Linked DNA regions of Homo sapiens: region 2 is linked to region 1. A link is an interaction called in ENCODE POLR2A ChIA-PET data of the cell type or tissue named here. Cell type or tissue: Panc1. All regions are shown on one strand. Links, peaks and the distances in the headings refer to the core of each region. The heading gives the core; the rest is flanking DNA.

Evidence for each region. Peaks named below come from ENCODE experiments on the same cell type or tissue, not always from the same donor. Only the 100,000 strongest peaks of a DNase experiment are listed, where the experiment ranks them.
Region 2: POLR2A ChIA-PET joins it to region 1 with 5 read pairs; 1 of 35 experiments calls an interaction of 5 or more read pairs at or near these places.

What each region holds. Positions count from the first base shown.
Region 1 is chr5:124,137,695-124,148,761 of GRCh38, reverse strand. All of the region lies in intron 4 of LINC01170 (long intergenic non-protein coding RNA 1170), which reads left to right. Among named protein-coding and RNA genes, the nearest start is that of LINC01170, 300 kb to the left of the region's middle. In Panc1, for the core only: no CTCF peak of the experiment used is centred there; no DNase peak of the experiment used is centred there; H3K27ac peaks cover 391 bases.
Region 2 is chr5:124,191,500-124,202,566 of GRCh38, reverse strand. The region is part of intron 4 of LINC01170 (long intergenic non-protein coding RNA 1170); the gene reads left to right. Among named protein-coding and RNA genes, the nearest start is that of LINC01170, 240 kb to the left of the region's middle. In Panc1, for the core only: no CTCF peak of the experiment used is centred there; a DNase peak (open chromatin) is centred at 8,833; H3K27ac peaks cover 2,685 bases.

The sequences.
Region 1 (11,067 bases), core at 1,849-9,848:
CTGTGGGAATTGGGTGAGGCCTGCCACTGCCAGCTTTCCCCCCGTTCCCTGGCAACCTGTATAACACAGCAGAGTTAGCCATAATCCCTCTGGGAACATAACTCCATTGGCCTGAGAACCATACACCCATCTAATACAATGGCCACAGCAAGCCCTGCTCAGACACGCCTAACTCTGACCCCATCTGATGATATTTCTCTACCTGCCTTAGTAGCTGAAAACAAAGGACATAATCTCTTAGAAGCTCTATGGCTGTGCCCACCATCTGAGAAATGCAAATACTTATCCAGATAACCCTAGAGCAAGCTGTATCCTCCCTATACTACATCAGCTGATGCTCTCTTGAAAGTGCCACCTCCTGGCTGGAGGCCACCCAACATAAAACCAGTGCACTAAACAAAACTATAACCAAGGACCCTCACAGGATCCACTTCACTTCCCTGCTACCTGCACTGGAGCAGGTGCTTGTATCCACAGCTGAGAGATCTGAAGGTGGATCACATCACAGGACTCTACAGACACTCCTCAGTACCAGCCTGGAGCCCAGTGACCCCAATGGCAGCTAGACCCAAAAGAGCAATAACAATTACTGCAATCCAGCTCTCAGGAAGGCTCATCCCTAGAGGAAGGGGGAGAGCACCACATCAAGGGAGCACTCCGTGGGACAAAATAATCTGAACAATAGCTGTTGAGGCCCAGATCTTCCATCTGACATAATCTACCCAAATGGGAAGAAACCAGAAAAACAATTCTGGTAATGACAATACAAGGTTGCTTAATACCCCCAGGAGATCATACTAGCTCACCAGCAATGGATCCAAACCATGAAGAAATCTTTGAACTGCCAGAAAAAGAATTCAGAAGTCCAAATTATTAAACTACTTAGGGAGACACGAGAGAAAGGTGAATACCAACTTTGAGAAATAAAAAAAAAGTTACAGAATATAGATGGAAAAATCACCAGAGAAATAGGTAGCAAAAATAAAAGACAATCACATCTTCTGGAAATGAAGGACATACTTAGGGAAATGCAAAATACACTGGAATGTCTCAGTAATAGGATTAAACAAGTAGAAGAAAGAACTTCAGGGCTCAACAACAAGGCTTTCGAGTTAACCCAATCCAACAAAGACAAAGAAAAAAGAATTTTAAAAAATGAAGAAAATCTTCAAGAACTTTGGGATTATGTTGAATAACCAAACCTAGGAATAATTGGTGTTCCCAAGGAAGAAGAGAAATCTAAAAGTCTGGAGAATCTATTTGAGGCAATAATCAAGGAAAACTTCCATGGCCTTGCTAGAGATTTAGACATCCAAATACAGGAAGCTCAAAGAACACTTGGGAAATTCATTTGCACAAAAAATCATCACCTAGGGACATAATCATCAGGTTATTTAAAGTCAAGACGAAGGAAAGAATCTTAAGACCTATGATGCAAAAGCATCTGGTAACCTATAAATGAAAGCTTTTCAGATTAAGAGCAGATTCCTCAGCAAAAGCCCTACAAGCTAGAAGAAACTGGGGCCCTATCTTAGCCTCCTTAAACAAAACAATCATCAGCTAAGAATTTTGTATCCAGCAAAACTAAGCTTCATAAATGAAGGAAAGATACAGTGTTTTTTAGACAAATACTGAGAGAATTCACCTCTACCACTACCAAGCCAGCACCACAAGAACTGCTAAAAGGAGCTCTAAATTGAAACAAATCCTCAAAATACAGCAAAATAGAATACTCCTAAGGCATAAATCTCATAGGACCTATAAAACAATAACACAATGAATAAAAAATAAGGTATTCAGGCAGCAACTAGCATAATGGACAGAATAGTACCTCACTTCTCAATACTATCGTGGAATGTAAATAGCCTAAAGGTTCCACTTAAATGATACAGAATGGCAGAATGGATAAGAATTAACTAAGTATCTGCTGTCTTCAAGAGACTCACCTAACACATAAGGACACACATAAACTTAAGGTAAAGGTGTGTAAAAAGATATTCCCTGCAAATGGGCACCAAAAGCAAGCAGGCCTAGCTATTGTTATATCAGACAAAACAGACTGTAAAGCAACAACAGTTAAAAAATACAAAGAGGGATGCTATATAATGATAAAAGGGCTAATTCAACAGTAAAATATGAGAATCCTAAATATACATGCACCCCTAACACTGGAGCTCCCAAATTTATAAAACAATTACTACTAGACCTACAAAATGAGATAGATGCCAACACAATAATAGTGGGGGACTTTAATACTCCACTGACAGCACTAGACAGATCATCAAGACAGAAACTCAACAAAGAAACAATGGACCTCAACTATACCCTACAGCAAATGGACTTAACAGATATTTACAGAACATTCTACCCAACAATTGCAAAATACACATTCTATTCATCAGCACATGGAACATTCTCCAAGATAGACCGTGTATGATAGGCCACAAAACAAGTCTCAACAAATTTAAGAAAATTGAAATTATATCAAGTACTCTCTCAGACCACAGTGGAATAAAATTGGAAATCAACTCCAAAGAGAACCTTCAAAACCATAAAAATACGTGGAAATTAAATAACCTGCTCTAGAATGATCACTGAGTCAACAATAAAATCAAGATGAAATTAAAAAATTATTTACACTGAATGATAATAGTGACACATCCTATCAAAACCTCTGAGATATAGCAAAAGCAGTGCTAAGAAGAAAGTTCACACCATTAAATGCCTACATCAAAAACTCTGAAAGAGCACAAATAAGACAAAGTAAAGTGACACCTCAAGGAAATACAGGAACAAGAACAAACCAAACCCAAACACAGCAGAAGAAAAGAAATAACAAAGATTAGAGCAGAACTAAAAGAAATTGAAACAAACAAAAAAATATAAAAGATAAATGAAATAAAAAGCTAGTTCTTTGAAAAGATAAACAAAATTGATAAACCATTAGCAAGATTAACCAAGAAAAGAAAAGATCCAAATAAGTTCAATTAGAACAAAATGGGAGATATTACAACTAATACCACAGAAATACAAAAGATCATTCAAGCCTACTGTCAATACTGTTATGCACACAAACTAGAAAACCCAGAGGAGACAGATAAATTCCTGGAAATATACAACTCTCCTACATTAAACCAGGAAGAAATAGGAACTCTGAACAGACCAATAACAAGTAGCAAGATTGAAATGGTGCTAAAAAAAATTGCCAACAGAAAAAAATCCAGGTCTAGACGGATTCACAGCAGAATTCTACCAGACATTCAAAGAAGGATTGGTACCAATCCTATTGACATTATTCCACAAGGTAGAGGGAACCCTCCCTAAATCATTCCATGAAGCCAGTATCACTCTAATACCAACATCAGGAAAGAACATAACAAACAAAGAAAACTACAGGCCAGCATCCCTGATGAACACAGATGCAAAAATCCTCAATAAAATGCTAGCTAACCAAATCCAACAGCACATCAAAAAGATAATCCACCATGATCAAGTGTACCAGGGATGCAGTGATGGTTTAACACATGCAAATCAGTAAATGTGATACACCACATAAACAGAATTAAAATAAAAAATCACAATCATCTCAATAGATGCAGAAAAAGAATTTGACAAAATCCAGAATCCCTTTATGATTAAAACCCTCAGTGTTGTGCAGTTTTCTGCATACAAGTCCTGTACATATTTTGTAAGATTTACACCTAGGAATTGTATTTGTTTGAATAATTTTATGTAGTGTTGTATGTTCATTTTTGGCGCCCACATGTTTATTGCTAGTATATAAAAATTCAATTGATGTTTATATATCTTGTATTCTGAGATCTGCTGAACTACCTTATTAGTTCTTGGAGTTTTGTTTTTATAGATTCCTTAGCATTTTCTATATAAATAAATCATGTCATCTACAAATAGGAACAGTTTAATATCTTTCATTTCAATTGATGCCTTATGTTTCCTTTTCTCATCTTCTTGCACTGGCTAGAAGGTCTAGCATTGTCTTGAATATGACTTCTGAAAGAAGACTTTTTTTTTTTTTTTGAGACAGGGTAACGTGGATTTGAACTTCTGGGCTCAAGTAATCTGCCTCAGCCTCCCAAGTAGCTAAAGTAGCTAGGACTAAAGGTGTGTGTGCCACTAGCCCAACTCATATGTGCTTTTGGCCTGATTTAGGGAGAAAGCATTTAATCTTTCACCATTAAGTGTAATATTAACTCTAAGTTTTTTGTAGATGTTATTATCAAGTTGAGGAAGATTTCCTCCATTTCCATTTCTTTCCTGAGAGTTTTAAAAATCATGAATAGGTGTTAAATTTTGTAAAATGCTTTTCTGCTGACTGATACCAACATGTGATTTTGTTTAGCCTGTTAATAAGGTGAATTACATTTATTTATTGACTGCTGAGTATTTAGCCACCTGTCTCTGGAATAAACTCTACTTGGTAATGGTGTATAATTTTTTATGAGTTGCTGAATTCTATTTGCTAAAATTTTTATTAAAGACTTTTGCCTCTTATTCATGAGGGATATTGGTCTGTAGTTTTCTGTTATTTGTACCATCATTGTTTATTTTTGACATTAAACTAATGTCATAAAATGGGAAGTATTTTCTTCTTTTCTGTTTTCTGGAGGAGATTTTATAACGCTGTTGTGAATTATTCTTTACACATTTGGTAAAATCCTTTAGTAAAAGTATCTGGGTCTGGAGATTTCCTTTTTGGGATAGTTTTAAATCAATATTGAATTCTTTAATAGTTACAGGGCTCTTCAGTCTACCTATTTCATATAAGGTGAATTGCGTTAGTTGTTCATAGTGTTCTTTTATTCTTCACTTTATGTCTGCAGGGTCTGTAGTAATATGTCCTGTTTCATTTCTGAAATTAACCAACATTTGCTTTTTCTCTTCTTTTTTCTTAGTCTTGCCAAAGATTTGTCAATTTTGTTGATCTTTTCAAAGAACCATCTCATTGTTTCATTGATGTTCTCTATTGTTTTTCTGTTTTCGATTTCACTGATTTCTCTTGTTTATTATTTTCCTCCTACTGCTTGGTTTGTGTTTATTTTATTCCCTTTTTTTTCTAGGTTCTTTAGGTGGGAATTCAGATTATTTTTGTTATTTCTTCTCTATCTAATGTATATATTTTATGCTGTACATTTCCCACTCAGCAGTGCTTTAGCTGTGCCCCACAAATTTTGATACATTGTATTTTCACTTTTATTTCTCAGTGTATTTTTAAAATTTCCCTTGAGTTTTTGTATTTGACCCACAGACTACTTTAAAATGTATTGTTTAGTTTTCAAGTACTTAGAGATTTTTCTGTTATCTTTCTGTTACTGATTTCCAGTTTATTCCATTGTGGTCAGAGAACACAATCTGGATAATTTCAATTCTTTTACATTCATGATTCAGGATATGGCATATCTTAGAATATATTATATGGACACTTGAAAACAATGTATTCTGCTCTTGTAGGGTGTGTGTTTCATAAATGTTGATTAGATTCTGTTGGTTGTTGGTGTTATTGAATTCTGTATAACTGTTGATTTTCCATGTAGCTGTTATATCAATTTTGAGAGAAAGTTATTGCAATCTTCAAATATAATTTTGGATTTATTTCTTCTTTCAGCTTTGTCAGTTTTACTTCATGTATTTTGCAGTTCTATTGTTTGGTGTAAATACATTTAAGATTGCTATGACTTTTTGGTGAATTGACACTTTTATCATGACATATAATCTCTGCAGCTGGTAATTTTCTTTGCTCTACAGGGTACTTTATTTGATATTACTATAACCACTCTTGCTTTTCTCTTGTTTGCATGATATGTCTTTTCCACCCTTTTATTTTCAACTGGTCAATATCATTATATTTGAAGGGGTTTCTTGTAGCATATAGTTGGGAGGAGTTGTTTTTAAAATCAGTGCTGCCTATCTCTGTCTTCTATTGATGTAGTAACCATTTAAATTTAATGTAATTATTGATATGTTAAGGCTCGATTCTGCCATTTTATATTTTGTTTTTTGTTTATTCTCTGCGTTTCACTTCTTTACTTTCTTCTTTCTGTTTTTATGTGGATTATATGCACATTTCTAAAGATTTTGATTTATTTATGCTTTTGAGTGCTTTTTTTATAGCTTTTGTGGTGGTTGTTCTAGGTGTTACAATATACATACATAACTTATTGCAGTCTACTGGTGTTGTCATTTTAACATTTCTAGTGAAGTATAGAATTATCACTGACCTTTATGCTCTTCTACCATCCCCTACTTATAATTGTCTTAAATGTTTTCTTTACATACATTTAGGACCACATCAGACACTGTTGATTTTTGTTTCAACCATAAAGCAAACTTTAGAAAACTCAAGAGAAGCAAAATCTCTTCTATTTACCCATATTTTTATCGTGTTCTCTCTTTCTTTCTGATGTTCCAAGCTTCTTTTTTTATGATTTCTTTTCTGTTTATTGAATTTTCTTTAGTCATTTTAGGGTAGGTCTGCTAGTGTCAAATTATCTTAGTTTTCTTCCGTGTGAGAACACTTGATTTTTCTCTTCTTTCCTATAAGATATTTTTACTGGGTGTAGGATTCTGTGTTGACAGTTCTGTTTTTTTCTCTTTCATCACTTGAAAACTGTTGTGCCACTTCTTTCTGGTTTCCATAAGTTCTAATGAGGAATCTGTTGTCATTTGAATATTTGCCCCTATAGGTAAGGTGTCAATTTTTTTTTTCTGGCTGCTTTCAAAAATTTTTTCTTTAATTTTCAGAAGTTGTTTTGGAACAGATTTCTTTGTGTTATCATGCTTGCCATTCACTTTGCATCTTGCAAGTGTATGTTCAAATGTTTTCCTAGATTTGGTAAGTTTTCAGCCATTTTTAATTTGAGCACTTTTTCAGCCCTGCCTTTTTTTCTCCTTTCTTTCTGGGACTCAATGACAGAAATTTAGATCTTTTGTTATAGTCCCACAGGTCACTAAGGCCCTCTTTATTTTTGTGTTTTAGTCCACTTCCTCTCTGCTGTCCAGATTGGGCAGTCTCTATAGTTCTGTCTTCCATTTCACAAATTCATTTTTACGTTCCTTTCATTATGCTGTTGAGCCCATTAACAGAGCTTTCCTTTCAATTACTGTAATTTTCAGTACTAAAATTCTAATTTTTAAATATATCTCCTATTTCTTTACTGAAACTTTCTATATACTGGGTGAAGCTTTCTATTTTTTCATTTTTTCAAGTCTGTTTTCTCAGGAAAAGGACTCTTGTCAGGGCTGCTTTAAAATCTTTGCCAGATAATTTTAGCATTCCTGTAATTTCAGCATAGTATCTATTGATTGTTTTTTTCATTCATTTTGAGATTGTTTTGGTTCTTGGCATGATGAATAATTTTCAATTGAAATCTGAATATTTTCATATTATATTATTAGATTCTAGAAATTATTTAAACCTTCTGTTTTCGGTAGCTTTCTTTGACACCACTCTGGCAGGGGAAGGGGCAATGCTGCTTAACTAGGATGGGGTGCAGGTATCTTGCTTCCCCCACTGGTCTTCACGACACTTCAGGGAAATGGGGATTTGCTGCCAGTTTGCAGTGTTAAAAGACCTGGCTCCAGTCTTGACCTTCTCTGATACTACCCCAACAAATATCTTGTGATACCCCATTAAAACCTCACAAAGGAAAAAATACTCACTGGTCCTTTGCTGGAATGGAAGGGGTGGGAATGCTGTTTTTTTCTGTGATCTCTGATTGAAGACAGCGATTGTTTTCTAAAAGTTTTTTGTCTTGCTATGCTGCCCTCATAGACCTTTGGTTAGAGACAGAAGGCTTCTGTTAAGGCTTATTTTTGCCTGCAGATGTTGATATTTTGGCTTTCCCATTTGTAGAGCACCAACTCTGGGCTATCTGAGGGAAACAGAAAACCCAGGGAACTCACCAACATATTCCTTGAGTCTTGACTTCCCTAGCTGGTTTGCCTTCTTCTCCCCACCTTCAGAGTCTTATGTTTGTTTTATCTATAATGTCCAGGGTTTTTAGTTGTATTTAGTGAGAGGAATTGAGAAAAGTCTGTGTCAGTTTTGATTGACTATGTTTCCTGTTATGGGTCATATTTTCCTGCTTCTTTGTATGCTTGGTCCTTTTTTATTGTATCCCAGACTTTGTGGTTTTCACCTTATTGGCTGCTGAATATTTTATATTCCTATACGTATTCTTAAGTTTTGTTCTGGGACTCATTTAAGTTATTTAGAAAACAGTTTCAGCCTTGTGGGTTCTGCTTTTAAGATATTTTAGGCAGAACCAGAATAGTATTCAGTCTAGGGCTAATTATTCTCCATGACTGAGAAAAGATCCTTTTGTGTATTCTACCCCAATGCACCATAAATCTTGTTGTTGTTTTTTTTGTTTTGTTTTGTTTTTTTCTTTTCATTCTGGCTCATGGGAACAGGAGGCACAATTCCCAGTCCTGTGTAAGTGCTGGGTACTTTTCCTTTTCATTCTTTTGAGTGTTTCTTTTCCCAGCCTCAGGCAGTTTCTTCACATGCATGTATAGATAGCACTCAGCTGTACACTCCAGGGGATGCTCTGCTGATCTCCAAAGTCCCATCTCTATGTATGTCTCTTCTGTCTAGCTCTCTGACTTGCAAACTCTATCCACTTTGGTCACAACTCAAGGACTTTACCAAGCTCTGTCTGTATTTCCTGTCCTTGCCTGGAAACTTTCTCCAGTCAGTTAACTATGGCAATCATAGGGCTTACCTTTTTGTATTCCATCTCCTTGAGATCACTGTTCTTCATTGACTGATGTCCTACTGAAAACTGTTTTATAATATATTTTTTGGTTATTTCAGGTGGTAGGGTAAATCTGGACCCTGTTACTCCTTTATGGTCAGAAGCTTAGTATCTGTTTTTGGTATCTACAAAATGTGTGACTGGAAAAAATCATCTCTCAGCCTGTTCCTAGCTCTATTATCCTATGATTCTGTAACTTGAAGTTGAAGTTTATGGAGCAGATAGGGTCACTGATCTCCCTTTCTGTATGTGGAACACTTAGTCACAGGACAGTCTTTTAAAAGCTAACACTTAAATAGACTTGCTAAGTGCTAGTTACTGTTCTAAGTCTACAATTCCTTATCTGCAACCCTAGGAGCCAATTTTGTATTTTCCTATTTTAGAAAGGTGTGTATACCAAATATAACCTTATATCTCAAGCTGAGTCTGAGGCAGCACTCTGTAATCAAATATATTTTCATATTTCTGTAGCAAAATATGAATATTAACACTAAGTGGGATGAATAAGGATTATACATAGTCTAATTTCAGACCAAACCAAGCTTTCCTGCCAAATAAGTTTGTCAGTTTTTGTCTCTAAAGGGGCACAAAAATCTTTTAGGTTTTCACTTCTTTGGTTTGAGAATTTTAAATAAGTGATAGTATATGTGTACTCATTTATTTAATCCTCACAATCAATCTGAAATAGGCAATATAATTATAGCCATTTTTAAAATGAGAGAAATGAAGCATAGAATGTTAAGTAACTTGGCCAAGGTCATACAGCCATCACAGGGTAGATCCAGGATTCAAATCCAGACAACCTGGCCTCAGAACCTGGCATCTTATCCATTGTACAACACTGGTTCTCCTTAAGGAGCCTCCAGCCAGGGCAATCCAGGGGGTCAAGCCTGACCTCTGGTACTTTTCATGAATGAAGTCTTCTCAGGGACTAGGCTGATTTTTATTAGAAGCTGCTCTCTGTGCTACCGTGATCTAAATAAATAGATGTACTTAGTTTGGATCCTAGGTAGATTTCTGCTTGGGTTATGGATGCTCCTGTGTTTTCCTCAGGTATGCATCAGGGTGCTTGGGGGTGTATTCTGATCTAAACCTGAGTCTGGTGGAATCTAAGTTCTATGTCTGGCATGCTGGATTATCTAGTAGCTGTCTAAAATGGAAGTGAGATATTTTAGGATAGGTTTTTATTCTACCAATATTTGAAAGTTGGCCTCTGGTTATCTCTGCTGAAGGCTCTTTTTGTCATTATTGAGGTCCAAAGTTGCCCAAGACTCCTCTTTGGATTCTTCAAATTCACTTTTGGTTGAACAAGTTGTGCCCTGCAAAGAACTTATGACTAATAAGGTAATTAGGGGCCAGAATCAAATCCATAGCTGTCCACCCTAATGGACAGAACTACATCTACTGAGAGGAAGGAAGGACTTGTTCTAGCACATCCACATGTGGCCCATGGGCTACCTATGGTCCCATCTTAAGTGTTCCTTAAACCTGTAATATAGCCTGAATTTTGTTCCCCCAAAATTCATATTGGAACCCCCAACTCCAATGTGACTGTATTTGGAGACAGGATCTATAAGGAAGTTATTAAGGTTAAATAAGTTCATAAGGATGGGATCCTAATCCAATAGAATACCTATACCTTATAAGAAGAGGAAAAGATATTAGCAAGCAAGCTCAGAGGGAGGGCCGTGTGAGGATACAGTGAGAAGGGAGCCAGGAAGACAGCCCTTACCAAAACCCAAATTTGCCAGCACCAGAACTTGGTAAAAATAAGTGTCTGTTGTTTAAGCCATTCAGTCTGTAGTATTTTGTTATGGCAGCCCAAGCTGACTAATACACCCTGCTCCCATGGAGGCAAGGTAGAATGACCCTGGCAAGGATTCTACAAAATATCTGAAGCCTGAGCGCCTAGCAGCTATAAATGTGGCAAACTGAGATAGCTCTTAAAATTATCCTGACTTTTCCTTATAATAGGTTGTACTAATTATTTAAATTCAGTTTATGTCTCTTTATTTTACACTAGTTTTTGTTTGTTTATTTATTTATTTATTTTTTCAAAAACCTAGCTAAACATCAGGAGGGCTCTCACATGTCATATTCCTAGAGACCTGTCTTCTTCACAAGGCTCTAGTATTGTGCCTAATCCACATGTAATACTACACATTATTAGCTACTGAAGAGAGAAGTAGAGAAAATGTGAGCAAGGTTAAAATCAATTTACTTTTGGAGGACTATTTAGACTTGAATTTAATATGTTCAGGGAAAAGGGATCTATCTTCATCTTTCAACACTT
Region 2 (11,067 bases), core at 1,237-9,236, 54 kb before region 1:
AGAAATACCCAAGATGGGGTAATTTATAAACAAAAGAGGTTTAATAGACTCACAGTTCTGCATGGCTGGGGAAGCCTCTGGAAACCTACAATCATGGCAGAAAATGAAGGAGAAGCAAGTACCTTCTTACATGGCAGCAGGAGAGACAGAGTGAAAGCAGGGAGCTACCGAACACTTTTAAACCATCAGATCTTGTGAGAACTCACTCACTATCATGAGAACCTCGTGCCCCCATGATTCAATCACCTCCCACCAGGTCTCTCCCTCAACACCTGGGGATTACAATTCAATATGAGGTTTGGGTGGGGACAAAAAGCCTAACCATATCACCCCCACACCCTGGAACCACATGCCAAGGGTTAACCTCTCATACTTGTTCATGTTTCACCTCACTGGATTTGACATTTGCAGTGAATGGTTTCTTTGGATAAGCCATGGACTAGAAACACTGCTCTTTTAAACTTGCTTGTGATACCATATAGTTAAGACATGGTGTGAAATTAGTAAGGTATCAGGCAAAATGGCACATGTTGGGTTAGTCTCCTTTTAAAAATAGGTTAGTAATCAATGTCCTGTAGATTTGCCCTACTTTTGTTCTGTTTAGTTTTGACAGTAAGTCAGAGACTTGGTCAATAAAATGATTGTGCTTACTGTTTACTGTCGAACCTTAGGGGAGGTAGTGCCATAATAACGATATGTATGTAAGCATATGTGTGGATGTGTGTTCCTCATATTGGTGAATGATAAAATGAAAAGAGCTGACCCACCAACTCTCATTTTCTTTATTTAAAAGTCTCTACTTTGAAAACAACATGACAAAGAGGATAAATGCTTGAGGGTATGGACACCCCATTCGTTATGGTTTCCTTATTTCACATTGCATCCCTGTATCAAAACATCTCATGTGCTCTATACATATATACACCTACTATGTACCCATAAAATTTAAAAAAATTAAATTGAAATAAAAAAATAAAAAAAGATAAGGAACATCTTGTGGAAAAGAGGATTCTATTTACCTTAAATTACTTTGATTTGGAACTAGAAACAAGGACAAAAATAAGATCATATATTCAATCTCCTGTGTCCATTAATGTAAATAAATCAAGAACTTGTTTCAAATGTATGAATACAATCTTGTTAAGCAATGAAACTCTTAAAAATAAGCTGCCTTTAATTTCTAAATATAAAAAAGGTAATAGTATATATCAGGGATTAATTTCTAAACCTTTAACAATTTATTCTTAATGAAGAACTTTTAAATTTGGACTTTGTATTTAATTTAATGGTGTAACCAAAAATGATAGGAAAGGATGATTTGACGCTGCCCTCTCATGATCTTAGGCAGGGAGTACAAACTAAGCTGGAAAAAGTAATTCAAACTTTGTACCAGCATAAAAAAAGTGTAAAAAATGCATTAAAAATTCAAGATATATACCAAGATATTTGGTTGTAAATTATTTTTACATGTACTCCTAAAAGCAACCTTTTCATTTGAAAAAGGATCACTGTCCAAAAATTTGATTGGTGTCATAGCCACACCACATACTTGCTCACAACCACCCCTGACTAACACATACACACACACACCCCCACGAGTGCATACACACACACACACACAACTCTCATAGCACATTGGATAAGTAGGTCATTGCATTTATCTTCCAGTTTTAAAACTTTCCATGGCAGCAGACTGACACGTTTAGAAAAAATGGAATCAGTTTTTGTATAAGTTGCATGTTTCCAAATCACCTCCTCTCCTCAAATAGAAGTACTGTGGGTATTGGAAAATTGTCAGCAAAATTTCCCTGAAGCTAAACAATTTAAGTTAAAACTCCTTGCCCTTCAATTTGTTCAGATTTCTTGTCTCCTATAGTTAAACTGAAGGGGGAAAAGTGTTCAGTGAAATGTCTACTCAATGATTCTATCAATTTAGGAGCAGGATCAAACAAGAGAATGAATCATGCAACAAGCCTCGTACACTGGAAAATGGGTCATCTTTCTGTAAGCAGTGAGAGATCTGGAGCCAAACCAGGTTGAAAATGTCATTTAAGTAGATTCTTTTAACTTGTTTCTGAAAAAAAAAATGTCACTGACAACTATTTGTCTTCTCAGACACTACTTTCAAATACCTTATCCTGCAAGCCAAAGAATATATTTAATTCCAGAGAAAAGCCTTTCAGCACCCTGAGAAATCCTTTTTGTTCAAAACTAATCAATTTTTGCTTTGTGCACAAAAGTAAAATACTTTGTCAAACTCTCTGCAGAAATCCTTTTAGCTATCTTAAAAAATACATTTGGTACAGCCCTGGCTGATTTCTGTTATATGAGCAAAAATTTACTTTGTCAAATTATATTCTTCAGAAAGCCTTTCAGCTGACTTAAAAATCCATTTTGTGCAAAACAATGACCATGCATCAGCTCAGAGTGATTGCACGGTAGTTACTTAGCCTGGCAAATGGCAGCAAAATGTCAGCTGAAATGAAAGACACACAGCCTAGGGCTTATCAGGGAAAGTGCAGATGATTCATGTAACATCATAAATAAATAACGCCGACTTTGTGTTGAGATAGGTTTAACAGTAGAAGTTCCTTTACCAACTGTGGTTTGTTTCAAAGCAATAGTAACAGGGACCTTACCTGGTGACAATGACATGTTAAGATAAGGTATGATGTCTTTAACACTCATAATTTCAAGGTCACTAAATGTTATATTTGTGGGTTAACAAGGAAAAAATATCCTCTGTCTGATGGTCGATGATAGGGTGGAACTGAAGTATCATAAGAGTAATGATAGTCAAAAAGAGAATAAAATTTCTCAACCCAATGCCCACAATAGCCAATGTCTTTCTTCAACACTCTTGTCCTATTGTTGTCTAATTTTGGTAGGAGTTACACGGAGGAAGAAAGGGATTAGAAATGCAGAAAGTTGGGTCAAAAATAGAGATGAAGACTCTGGGCTTGGCTCATGAAATATTAGATTCTAACAAAAATATGGTTCCCATCAGCCACCTCTCAAGACAGGTTGCACAGGGTACCATGCTCAGAGGGCCCCATGCTTGGTTTAATGCTCTACCGTCACCACCTTGAAATTTATAATATTTTGAACAAGAGGCCCTGCATTTTTTATTTTGCATAAAAAACATACAAATCACATAGCTGGCCATGATTAAGGACAATCAGGACTACCTTGTGACTTTTATGGGTCCTAGCCAATTTTGCCTTCATGGACCTCTTCCTTCCTAAAATCATATTAGAATTATATTTTACAACTGCGTTCATACAAAGATGAATAGGTTAACATGTTCTTGACCTAAAAGTTAATTTTTTCCAGATTTTAAATGAAACTAAAACATTTTTTATGAACTTCAACACTATCGTGGGCCCTTGCACTGTGCCTACTCTGCTTAATGGAGATGTTGACCTTGGGGCCGAGCGGGTGGAGACGGGACATCAACAGCCCATTGCCAGCATGGCCATCAAGGCAATGTGTGCTGGTTGGAAATGAATGCTTCTGGATGTCAGTTTTCGCAGTGAAAGATGGGTCCACATTCTCTGCTCACATTTGCTGGATGATGCAGAACACATATGGCCCTCACTGCAACTAACAACTATGTGAAGAGTGAAGTCGGCCGGGCACGGTGGCTCACGCCTGTAATCCCAGCACTTAGGGAGGCCGAGGCGGGTGGATCACGAGGTCAGGAGATCCAGACCATCTTGGCTAACACGGTGAAACCCTGTCTCTACTAAAAAAATGCAAAAAAAATTAGCCGGGCGTGGTGGCGGGCGCCTGTAGTCCCAGCTCCTCTGGAGGCTGAGGCAGGAGAATGACGTGAACCCAGGAGGCGGAGCTTGCAGTGAGCCGAGATAGTGCCACTGCACTCCAGCCTGGGCGACAGAGCGAGACTCTGTCTCAAAAAAAAAAAAAAAAAAAAGAGTAAAGTCATCCCAGAGCAGCTGCCAGAGTCCACAGTCTTTTCTGTCAAAACCTGCAAGTGTAAAAAAGTTCTGAATCAGAATCATATTTCCTCAAAGCGGATCCAGTTTGTAGCAACCATATCATGCATGTTCACCTTACTCGGCTATCATTTTAGTGATAGATGGGCAACATAGGCCCTAAACAAAATGATTGAGTGCTTAGAATTAATCTTCAAACACTCTTCTACCCCTATATGCTATGCACTCATTTATTTTGTTATGTCTTTTAACACCATCAAAAGCAGCTGGTGACTCCTTTCCGTTCATCTAGAAACCCAGGAAACCCTGCCGTAGAGTTCAATGGGGTCTGCTCTGCTGGGGTCACACTCCATGTTTTGTGTATTTCATTTTCCTTCTTTCCTGCCCTCCATCAAAGCTTTCTGTCCAGGTGGTTCCAGTATCTAACCACACATAGCATGGAGCTATAAATTATTAGTTCTGATGGAACTTAAAAATTTTCCTATCTTGGTTTTCTCAGCCCTTACTATACACCAATATTACTAGAGAGTAGAAAAAATCAGATAGTCTTCGCCCCTAAACTTACTGAATCCAGATCTCCAGAGATAGTATCTGAGCATTTGTGTTTTTACAGAATTATCCAGGTAATGCTAATATTTGGGTTGATAAACTACTTATTCTTCTCACTGATCAACAGCTACAGGAATCACTTTAAAGCATTCCTGGTCTCACTTTGCTCTGCATTTGGGAGAAAGACATAAGTAATGAATAGATGTCAAATATGAGCACCCTTATGGGAGATATCCATAAACTAAAATATTATCTTCTATCTCTTTGTTTGATACTATATCACACATGGGACTATGGAATGAATTTTTACTGAATTTGAAAGGTATATTTGGGATGGCCAATTAAAGCACAGGCTATGTGGCATGTGGCATGCACACAATTTATGTTGGAAGCCTCTGGGAGCCCCTCAAAGAGGTAGGCACATTTTCAGAGTGGCAGAACTGAGGAACACAAGGAGAGAGCTGTGTGTCTGCCTTAGGGGGGACATGGGTTGTATATAAAGATGCTGTGGACAGAGAAGACTGAAAACAAATTCAAATATGAGCCTTAAATAAAAAGCTAGGAGGGAGAAACGGAATTGCAGTCATTGATTTGTGATTGTGCTGCCTCTCACAAGAGCAATCTTGAGTAGTTTTGCTTCAGGTGTAATGTTAGATGCTCAATAAATGTTTATAGTAGATGTTTAATAAATGCTTATTGCTTGGATAAATCATGGTAATGGGCTTCTTGCCATAAGTCACCTGCAATTACATCTTTGTTAAATAATCACCATTTTATTCATTTCCAAAGTTAAGAGAGATTGTACAATACCATTTTAAAATTTCGTATTCATCATTTTCCAAATGTAAATTAAAAACTTAAGCTTTCTTGTTTTGCGGTTTCTTCTGGACACTGTATGTTAGAATTTGAATTGAAGATGTTTCAAAGAGCTTCTTATGTTACCTAGAATTTGGTGTGCAGCTTGGGTTCATTATTGCCATGTTCTTTAGAATGCTCTTAGATTCAACATCAAAAGAGTTTTAATGGTATAGAACATTTTAAACACCACTTAAAATGCCAAGATTATTTGCTGAAGACTGGCTGCCCTGAGATCAGGCTTTGTCTCGAATTGAGACTGCAGACTTTCTCATGAAAAGTCTGTAGATTGGAGCTTGCATTCAGGGGGCTTTGGACTTCAGTCTCTTTTGCATGGCTCGAAGAGATGAGAGACTAGGAATTTAAAACCTAATTTATCAAGTTAATATTCCAAGAGTAGCTCACTTTACAAATCTCTGTCTCCTAGGTCAAGGTCTCAAATTCTTAACCCTGTTGTCCCGGATACCCTTGTAAGAGCAAACATCATTTCTGGTGTGGTTATTCTTAATAATTACTATCTCTCAGGAAACTCCCGTGACCTCAGTATGGCCCTGAACTTTTCTTTCCCCACTCTTCTGCTGTTCTCTATTGTATCTCAGTAGGGAGGACCCATTGTAATTTTTAATTCTCACTTCAACAATGGCTCTGATTTTGCAGATCCCTCAAAATAACAAAACTGGCTGTAGTCACCAAAACACCCTAGATTTTCACAATTATATGCTTATGTATACAAGGTAGAAAAGAACTGATTCTTATGTCCAATTCACTTTCAAGTTTAAAAAATTTTTGGTCTAACCCCAGATTTCTATTTGCAGTATGTTATATAAAGTCAGGTAGTTGAGATGAGAAAGCATCATGTATTTATAACACAAGACTGGATAGTATACGTAAATTATATGTTCACTTTTCTTACACTTCCAAAAGATATACTAGTGATTTTTTCTAATCAGTCTGCTTCATGCTTCCCCTTTGGCAGATAACAGAGAAAGAACACATTTTGGAAGCAAGAAAGAATATCTAAACGTATGCCTTTCTGAAGGTGGTTTGGAATATGGTATTAGGTATTTCAATTTTACTGGGCTTTGCCAGAAATAAATCAGACCTTTAGTCATGCTCTGTGTCTCTACAATAGTTTTATACATTTAAGTGTGAGTGACTTTGATTTATTTTTCCTCTGTCCACTCAAATTATTCCATCCTATTAGTATTTATGTCAGCTAGGTTGGAGCGTGTTTTATACCTGGGCCTCACACTCTTTTCATATTCCAATTTTATTGTGGGTCTGTTAAAAGGTCACTTTAACCTCTCTGCAAAATGAAGAGCATAAGGATATAGAGCTGTTCTGTCACTTTACTGATACATGTCGGGAAACATTCAGCTGGGCTTTTGCTATAATAAGTTTGTGAAAGAAAAGCTGTCGAGATACAAAAGATGACATGATGAATAATCAAAATAATTCTGAGCTTCAAATCTAATCCTATAGGAAGTGTTATGATGGAAAGTCCTGGGCAAAAATCACCTGATAATTTCAGCACAGAAAACAATTTATGCTGGATTTGCCTCCTTCTCCATGATACCATGCTGACTAATGTCCTCTAGCTCTGGAGGCCCTCGGGTTACAGCCAAACATTGATTATTTGTCAGATAATGCTATCAGACTTACAAAGACATCCACAGTGCTCCTGCAAGGAAATAAATGACTCCAGTATTCTTTTGGGAGGAAAAAAAGAAAGAAAGTACAATAGGATTCACTATAATAAGTGCTCTAAGAGTTTATAATAGGTTGAATGTGGACTATGTTTAATACACTTTCAAGTCTATTGTCAAGATTATTAAAATGCATTTTCTCTGCATAACGAGACATGGTTTTTACACTTCAGAGTGGGAATGATAGCGACTTGAAATTTGTTGTGTTTGTCCCCTGTGCCAGGTGCTTTAGTGATGTTGGAGTTCATTTAATTCTCTCAGCAACCATGCAAGATAAATATTGTCCCATAATACAGGAGAGAAAAATAAGATCCAGAGAGGCTCAAAGTCAACTATAAATAAGAGGTTTATTGTCTGCAAAATCTATGGTTGGTTATCAAAAATTATAGTTATATGCTCATAGAAAATTGTTGCTTATTTGTGCTCTTTTCAGAATATTTGGTGCCAATTGGGATGAAGACCAAAGTGACTTTTTTTTTTTTTTTTGTCTGTGGGAAGATATGGTGTCACATAGGGTTTGAGGAACTTGGTTCTCTGGTACCACAAAAAAATTTCCATATATCCCAGGCATTTGGTTCTTGGTTTCTCAGGTACCTACATCCCTGGGATATTTTCCTCTTACTGTTGATGACAAAGCACCTGGGGGTGGTCATCTGCTTTTTCAGGTTCTCGCTTAGTTTTGAGGGATTTACTATGGCATGACAAGTCTGATTCGCGAGGATTTCTATGTTACTGGTCACAGCTGGGGAAGGTTATTCTCTACATTTACACAGGATTAAGAAAGCTTGTGATGCTCTGTGAAAAGCAAAGTCAAAAAATAAAAATAAAAGCCTTGTCAAGATAAATAACAAAAAACAGCAAGCGAAGTATCTGTTTATGGTAGAGTCTTAACGCTTCAAAAGGTAGAGAACTTTTATCATTACGAGGCAAGGTAAAAGTGAGCATTCCAGCTTCACCCCGATACTGATGTAAGAGCAGAATAAGGACACTCATTTCCCTCCAAGCGTTAACAGGCTGCCTTTTCAGCTGTGTACTTCATGTTCACTTGCTTTAACAAGATTTACACAGTCCTAACTCACTTATTAAATGCTTCAAAAGTGTTTTAAGGCAAAGATCTTCAAAAGCAAAATGCATGTCTCAGGCGTCAGTCTGAAACCTACTGCATACAGTTCACTGATTTAAATATGTGCGCTGGAGTTAAAAAGAAACCATTCCATCTCTCTAATATTTCTAATACTTATTTTGGCTCTATCGCATGAATTCCTTTTATTGAATCCTCCTGCCCCAAATTCTATTAAAGCAATAATTTTTTAAAGTTTCACTGAGCCAAATTTGAGAATTAATAGATGTTGGATTTTTCAGGGCAGGGTTAGGGGAGAGAAAGAGAGCATGATATGGGTGTGGTTATAGAAGGGTCTGGAAAGAGATGACGGGAAGGATGTGCAGACTTGAAAGCAAAGGGTTAAATCTTGCCGGTAGCCCTGTAAAATGTGTTTAGAGGCATCAGAAATTAATTCCTGTGAACTACAATCTGCAAATAAAAACTCTGAAGTGTAAGGGTAATGAAGCAAGCAAAAAACATTTCTCTAAAGAAATGCACTAAGTTTATTCGAATACTTAGCTATAGGAATCAGCACTTTAGAAAACCCTATACAAGTTCTATTTGATTTTCCATCAGAGAAATAGATGAGAGAATTTGTGTGAACTAAAAGATTTTTAAAATATTGATTTGAGGAAACAGGAAAATGAAGAGGATGATGCAACAAGAAGGGAATTGTCTTTTTCTTGGCAGCTCACACTTCCACACCTCTGACTCACATTACTGTTGTAAGAAATGTGTTCTGGAGATGAAATATTATGGAGACAGTGGGAAGGGAAAGACCTAGGACAGGGACAATTTGCGTACATTTAGCTCTGTTAATATAATTAGGCAGGAGAACCAGTGACACTGCAGCTAAAAGCGAGAGGCACTAACCAGTGCTTTATCTCCTGTTGCCAAGGACTACATGATGAACCGTGCAGTGACCCAAATTTATTACAGAATAGTGCTCATTGCTGCTGTATCAAGCACTCTGTTGCAATTACAGCACATTGCGTGGAGGAACAAATCTCAAGGGGAATTGCCTAGTCTTTTAATCAAGTAGTAGAAAAGTCAGGGTGCATAAAAACCACCCAGTAAGACATATATACATATATACGTATACACATATATATATATATATCATCTGTACATGTGCATCTATATCTGATAACAGTCTTAATTTTGCCCAGAAAGTGCTTTTATTATATACAGGAGTCATGAATGTACAGTGTCCTCACTTAATCTTTTCTCTACTACAGCCCAGTTTTTTCTTATTTTATGTTCTCAGTCTTCAAGAACCTAAAGCTCAGGGAAATTACACAAAATAAAATGAGCACTTGGAAGAATAATTTATGATATGATACTTTTGCCTTTTCATTTTCCCAAGAAGTACTCCTTTATTTTCCTCATATACCTTTTTTTTTTTTTTTTAGACAGTAAGGGCTTCTCTGGTTTTCAGCAATCTGATTGCTTCCGGACGACCTAATGATGTCATTTCAAGGGTCATATTTTAGTGTCTAGTGGGAACAGGAAAACTCATGCCACAAGCCTGCTGAATTTTATAAGTCATTGATTAGTTGTAATGAATGGGAGGAAAGTGTATAAAAACAGAGTTAGAAAACACTATTAACAATTATAAATTTGAATCACAAATTAGTCGATGTAGTTAAAGTTTATCAAGAAACTGTAAAATAATGGGAAGAGGAAAGGTGATATGGGGTTTGGCTCTGGGTCCCCACCCAAATCTCATGTCAAATTGTAATCCCCATGTGTTGAGGGAGGGACCTAGTGGGAGGTGATTGGATCTTGGGGGCAGTTTCCTCCATGCTGTCTTTGTGATAGTGAGGGAGTTCTCACAAGATCTGATGGCTTAAAAGTGTTTGGCATTTCCCCCCTCACTTTCTCTCTCTCCTACTGCCATGTAAGAAGGTGCTTGCTTTTCTTTTGCTGTCTGCCATGATTGTAAGTTTCCTGAGGCCTCTCCAGACACGCGGAACTTTGAGTCAATTAAACCTCTTTTCTTTATAAATTACCCAGTCTCAGTTTTTTTTTTTTAAATAGCAGTGTGAAAATGAACTAATACAAAAGGAAATAAAAAGGAAGCAATAAGGAGAAAAGTAAAGACTGGAAGAAAGATGCAGGTTAGGTCCATACTCACAAGCCATTGTGAAATAGTTTACTTTGTTTTTGTTGTTATTGTGTGCACTTTAAATAATCTGTGACTTAAAAAGTCATTTAAAATGGTAAACTAGTTTCTGTGGATAATCAGCCTAAAAAAGAACATTTCAGTTAAAGTTACAGCTGTGGTGATGATCTGATCATAACATTTTAGAACTTCTTATTGATAACTTGTTATTGGAAAGGCATTCCAATCTCAAAAAGCTAGCCAAAGTATGTTTTATGTGAAAGACCCCTATTTGCATCTCAAGAATGCAGCATAAATAAGGGACATCCAGTACACCCAGAATAACTGTATTTCCAGCAACTCCTGTGGTGAGCTTCTTTGTCTTTTTGGTAAATACTCATTTCCAAATCTCATGTCTGTATCATGTTAAGTTGCAAAACATTTAGTTTACATGGTCCTTCTAAATGCCTATACATCTCTCCAACATTCATATAATAAACAGTAGACATTTACAAGGATAAGCATATAGGTAGGGGTATTTAAAAGTTTTATTTCTTACTGTAATCACATTGCTAGATCCTCCAAAACTCACCTGGAAGTTGGGACCCAATACTTTTTGAAATGTCAGTAATATAATTTTAAGCCCTTAAGCAAATGTGCCTCCATCAATATTTTTCTACTTCAGCATATGGATTTCCACTTCTTGCGCCTGCAATCAGAGGGAATTTATGTCTCCCAATTTGGTCAATTTTTACTACCTATTGTGCATGTCCAATTTTGTGAGGTACTAAACAA